2 separate regions of the Mus musculus genome follow, and region 1 is linked to region 2. A link is a contact called in ENCODE Hi-C or POLR2A ChIA-PET data. All regions are on one chromosome and are shown on one strand. The core of a region is the stretch at or near the end of the contact, and the rest is flanking DNA. Distances in the headings are between cores, read along the strand shown.

Region 1 (2,700 bases), core at 55-2,554, 130 kb before region 2:
ATTCCATATGTGTGCGCATGATTTGCTGTGTTGGGCATGTGTTTTAGCAGTCTACCACTGACTGAGCTTCAGTCCCAGTAAGTTCTCTAAGCTATTGTGTGAAATACTTTAAATTTTATTTATGGTATAGGTAGTCACAGAGCCTGTGTAGAGATCAGAGGACAGAGAACCTGCAAGGGTCAGTTTTATCAGATAGGTACCAGGAATCAAACTCAGGTTGCCAAACTTGGTGGCAAGTACCTTTACCTGCTAATCCATTTTACCTACCCACTGTAAACCAATTTTTAATCTATAAGTACCCCACCCCAACTTCTTCCTTACAATTAATTTCCTTTCTTTCTTTCTTTCTTTTTTTTTTTTTTTTTTTTTTGGTATTTTGAGACAGGGTTTTTCTGGCTGTCCTGGAACTCACTTTGTGGACCAGGCTGGCCTCGAACTCAGAAATCCTCCTGCCTCTGCCTCCCGAGGGCTGGGATTAAAGGCATGTGCCACCACGCTCAGCTGATTTCCTTCCTTTTTTCCTTTAGGTTTTTTTTTTTTTTTAATGTTCTGCTCTTGACACAAGAACTTAGGTAGCCCAGGCTGGCCTAAATCACTATGCATTACTCCCAGCTTTGGGTTAAACTCAGGAGGAGGCTTGAGGCCTCCTTTTCCAAGGGTGGGGGTGTAACCCGGTCCAGCTGGCCCTAAAAAAGGAGGCTGTCATCTCGAGGTAATCACAAAGTGAGACCAGGTAGGAGAGCCCCCAAAGATGCCAACCACACACCTATAAAGCTGGGGAAAATAAGCCGGGCGTGGTGGCGCACGCCTTTAATCCCAGCACTTGGGAGGCAGAGGCAGGCGGATTTCTGAGTTCGAGGACAGCCTGGTCTACAAAGTGAGTTCCAGGACAGCCAGGGCTACACAGAGAAACCCTGTCTTGAAAAAGCCAAAAACAAAACAAAACAAACAAACAAACAAAAAACAAAGCTGGGGAAAATAGAAAAGTGGGTAGAGAGCAAGAAGAGCTCAGCGGAGAAAACCCTTTTGGCCCTTAGCCTCTTTTCCAAAAGCAGGGGGAGGCGGGGAGGCGGGGAGGCGGGGAGGCGGGGAGGCGGGGAGGCGGGGAGGCGGGGAGGCGGGGAGGCGGGGAGGCGGGGAGGCGGGGAGGCGGGGAGGCGGGGAGGCGGGGAGGCGGGGAGGCGGGGAGGCGGGGAGGCGGGGAGGCGGGGAGGCGGGGAGGCGGGGAGGCGGGGAGGCGGGGAGGCGGGGAGGCGGGGAGGCGGGGAGTCGATGCAGAGGGGGCGGAGCCTTAGCCGGACATGACGCATGCGCGGCCAGCTGAGCCGCCGTCAGAGAGGGTGGGCCAAGCTTCGGGAGGTCTCCGGTTCCGGTCAGTCTCCCTCGAAGACCAGCGGAGTCGGATCAGCCAGTGGTTAAGGGTGCCAGGGCTCTTGGGCGAGGGGACCGCGGCAGAGGCGGCGGTGACCCCGCGGGCGGGATGTTCGGAGGGTTGAGCAGTTGGCTGGGCTTGAAGCCGCCCGAGGGGGCGGCGGCGGAGGGAGAAGAGCCTCCCAGCCGGGACGGGGACAAGCTGTCCGCGGGAGCCGCGCCTTCTGAGGAGAGCCCCGAGCGGCCCGTGGAGCCCACTGAGGAGCAGCAGCAGCAGCCGCCGACGGAGGACCCACAGTTCCTCCACCAGGCCAAAGGCCTTGGCAGTGAGTTCTCTCTGGGACCTGAGAGTGGACTGGGAGGGGACGCGGGGATGTTGATGTACGAGGAGGGGGACGGTCCTCTCTGACATGGGCTAGTTGGCTAAGGAGCTGGACAACGCCAAAGTTCACCAAGCAGTCACTTCATCTCCTCGACGTGCCTAAGGACTTGTCGCTTTCCTGCAAAGTTTGTAAACTTGGGAAGCCGGAAAGCGATCAGTGTGCTGCTGTCTTCAGGGTTTTGACAAGGAATTCGGTTTGTTCAACTTGAAAACGTTCATTTGAATCTCCAACTCTGACTCCCAGCTAGAATTGGTTTAGAAAAATGCCTTTTGTCCCAAGAAAGGACTGAAAGGTATTGTCTAAAGTAACTTCGTTAAGTTACTCGAGCCGTGGTGGTGGCTCACGCCTTTAATCCCAGTACTCAGGAGACAGAGGCAGGCAGATTTCTGAGTTCGAGGCCAGCCTGGTCTACAGAGTGAGTTCCAGGACAGCCAGGGCTATACAGAGAAACCCTGTCCAAAAAAAAAGTTACTCGAGCCATAGTCATTCATGCCTTCTTTTGATTTTTTTGAAGCAGGGTCTCAATCAGCCCTAGATGGTTTCGAACTTGCCATAAAGTCAAGGATGACCTTGATCCTCTCACCTCTGCTTCCCTGTCGCTTCGCGATCAGTATTTTTTTTTCTTTTCCCCTTTCAGCAGGACCTTTTTCCCTTAAGGTGGGAAAGAAGGTGCCAATTGTCTGCTATACTCAAGTTCCAGTGCTAGATCTTTGGTGAATAATAAATCCCTCATTTCATCTATTCACAATCCCCAAGGGGTTGGGGAAACAAGTCCAGCGTTTTACTGATAGTAGTACAAGTAGATTTTGAGCCAAAAATCTACCTGATTTCACTTTCCAATTTTATTATCCAGTTGAACAAACAGTAGTTCTTAAGAATATAAATACCTGCTGTATTAATTCTCGAGAGACTTTGGCAGGCTTACATAGTTAAAGAATGTGATTTG
Region 2 (2,787 bases), core at 15-2,514:
TTCTTCTTCCAGATTTTATACTCTTCGTTGATGACACGCTCCTCCACAGTATCTTCAAACACTGAAATTTGGAGAAAGCCCACAATTAAGTGGCTGAGAAGGCTCGGAGTCAAAGGCATGGCTACGGATCCTGGAGGTCACCTCGAGACGGCCACACCTTATCTATTCTTTCCTTTTACCTATCCTGCTCACACGAACTGCTCTCCCACAAAGTGAGAAGATCAACATCAGGAAGCGTTTTCGCCTCCACTTCCAAGATCGGGATTCCGGCGCTTACCCGAATTGGGTCATTAATTGCCCTACCACCGAGCTCGTCAGCCTTTTTATAGCCGCTCGCACCTGTTCTACGATGATCCGCATTGTAAACCGGTGCCCCGACCCACTCGAATAGATCCAATCCACGTGGAACAGCAGCAGCCCACAGGCCTGCTCCCTCCACCCCCCACCCTCGCAGGAGGCCCCAGCTCCCCACCAAGCCACGATCGGCAGCCATAGTCCGGCGGGATCCAGCTCCTCCCCCCCCTCCCGACACGGACACGGGCCGCGACCCCAGACGGACGACGACCACGCGCACGGAAGAATCCGCGCCCGCCGCTGACTTCTCGGGCCGCGAGCGCCTGCGCCCCCGAGCCAAGGGCGTCGGAGGGAGCTAGGCCGCGGGGTGGGGGTGGGGGTGGGGGAAGGGGGGCCTCTCTCTCGGCCCCCGCGCCCGGCTCCGGAAATGCTCCCGGCCCTCGGCGGCGACCAGGCCCCGTGTCGCGCAGGCCCCCTTGCAGGCGCGCGGCGAGTCTCGCGCCCAGCCCCGCCCCCTGCTCCTCACGCCAATTCGCGCCTTTCGTCAGCGCGTGCCGAGGCCTCGGGAGCCCGCCAGCCCCCCGGAGTCCCGGCGCCCGCACGCCCGCCCGCCCCACAGGGCAGGCATCCTTACTCTCTTTACTCGCCATCTTGCGTCGGGTCGTTTCGCCCCCCTTGGCCGCCTCGGACTTCTCTCTCGCTAGTCAAGAGCAGCCCGGCAGGCGCTCCTTGCCTCTCCCAGGCACGTCACGCAGTCCTCGCTCGGAAAAGCCTGAGTTCGGTCTGGCCGTCTGGGTTCTCCCCCCAGACGCCGCGATCTCCTCTTCTGCCTCCTCCCCGCTGGCGGGTAGCGAGGTCTGAGCCGCTCTCCTCTCTCTCCCTCTCGCCAAACTTGGAACGAGACTTTTCAACCCGCGCCTCTCAGCCCGCCCAGGCAGCTGAGCGCAGGCGCAGCCGCCCTGGGAAATTGGAGAGGCGGAGAAGAGGCGGGCCTGGGAGCCAACGGCTCGGCGGCTTGGACCAATAGCGTGCGACGGGAGGGTCTGACGCGCTCTCCGGGGGTGGGCTTCTCGAGAGTGGGTGGGGCGTTCCGCGGCAGGAAGTCGGCGAGGCGCAGGCGCGAGGCGTCACTCCCCAGGCTGGCCGCGGGGGCGGCTGGGCCCGCGCGGGGGTGGGGCGGATGCGAGCGCGGTGTGCAGGCTGCGCGGGGGCTGCGAGCCCCAGGGCCAAGAAGCCTGGGGCCCGCGGGGCGTGGTTGCTTAAAGCAGCAGCCGCGGCGGCGGCGGCGGCGGCGGGGGTGTGCGAGGGGGGCAGGGAAGCTGCAGCCGCCTTAGCAAAGCAAAATCTCAGAGCCAGTGAGGAAAATGGTTTCCTGGTCTCGAGAGATTACACTGCCCGCAAAGTCTCCCAGATAATCACGGCCACGCAGTTTTCTGCACCCCTCAAAGGCTCCCCCATTCAACTGTATCGAGGGCCCAGTCGAGCTCTGGTGACATTTGTCATAAGCGAAAGGGACCTTTAGGAGAGACCTTGGGCGGGTTTTTCTTTTTTCTCCCAGAAGCTGGGCAGACCTTTATTTAAGGCCTGCGATGGCGCAGGCCTTCAATCCGCCCCTCGTCGAAAGTTGACTTAAATGACTTTTTGTATGTTCACCTTTGTGCGTCCTTAACCTACTGGTTCTTTAGCTTCCTGCTGCTGCAGGGGATTTTGTGCCTGCCACTGCTTCCCTATCTCAGTTCCTGCCTAGGCCCCTGCTGAGTCATTCTTGTCACCTGAAGGGGTCCCATTTTGACCCTGCAGCTGGCTGCTGAACTGGAGAGAGCTGGGCTGGGCTAATCTAGGCCTGCATACCTGAGCTCTGCATTTCTCTGAAGCTTTTTAGCCTTGGGGGGGGGGGTGAAGAGAAAGCCACATGATCCCAGGGAGAAAAAGAGGGCCAGAGCAGAGGGGCCCAGGCGCCTACGCTTAAAGGGAACCACAGTCTACATCTAAACTCAGAGGCTCTCCTTGCAGAAACACCCCCGGAACATTTGTTCCCTTGATAGCTTTCCAAGTGCCTTCATGCTTAAACGCAACCATGCAGAGGCCTCGAGGATGCTCTCTTTTCTGATCGAGAAACCAACTCAGACGTTACTCTAGTATGTGACAGAAACAGTCACGTTCCCTTATATAGAAATTTACTGTCTTGGGTCTCTTGTTTTCCCATGTGGTACAATTCATTATTATAACGCCCTCCCTCCATGTCAGCTCCAAGAATCTTGCTGGTGACTAACGCTGAAGAGGTGGCTGGAGGCGGGAGGGGGGCGGTTAGAAGAGTGGAGTAGCATGGGTCCTCCGAGTTCTAGAACACTGGTGGTCAAACTTTTTTTTTTTGACAGGGGTCAGGCAGCCTTCGGTGTTGTAACACAACAGCCATAGAAAATATGGATAAGCCTGGCCATCTTCCAGCAAAACTATAGACACTGAAATCTGAACTCTGTGTACTTTTCACAG

The links. Hi-C counts contacts between places; a loop is a spot of excess contacts on that map. ChIA-PET counts read pairs that join two places held with the same protein, here RNA polymerase II (POLR2A).
Region 1: a map of heart shows a loop between it and region 2 (2.8-fold over the local background). The contact joins the promoter of Syap1 here to the promoter of Rbbp7 in region 2. A Hi-C loop is called at or near these places in 1 of 37 maps with a recorded cell type or tissue (heart). POLR2A ChIA-PET finds 5 or more read pairs at or near these places in 1 of 5 experiments (embryonic stem cell).

Annotation. Positions count from the first base shown.
Region 1 is chrX:162,887,066-162,889,765 of GRCm38, reverse strand. It overlaps Syap1 (synapse associated protein 1), which reads left to right and starts at 1,304. Exons shown (of 9, transcript NM_025932.2): 1 at 1,304-1,697. The coding sequence starts at 1,481.
Region 2 is chrX:162,758,849-162,761,635 of GRCm38, reverse strand. It overlaps Rbbp7 (retinoblastoma binding protein 7, chromatin remodeling factor), which reads right to left and starts at 1,264. Exons shown (of 12, transcript NM_009031.3): 1 at 929-1,264; 2 at 1-61. The coding sequence starts at 944.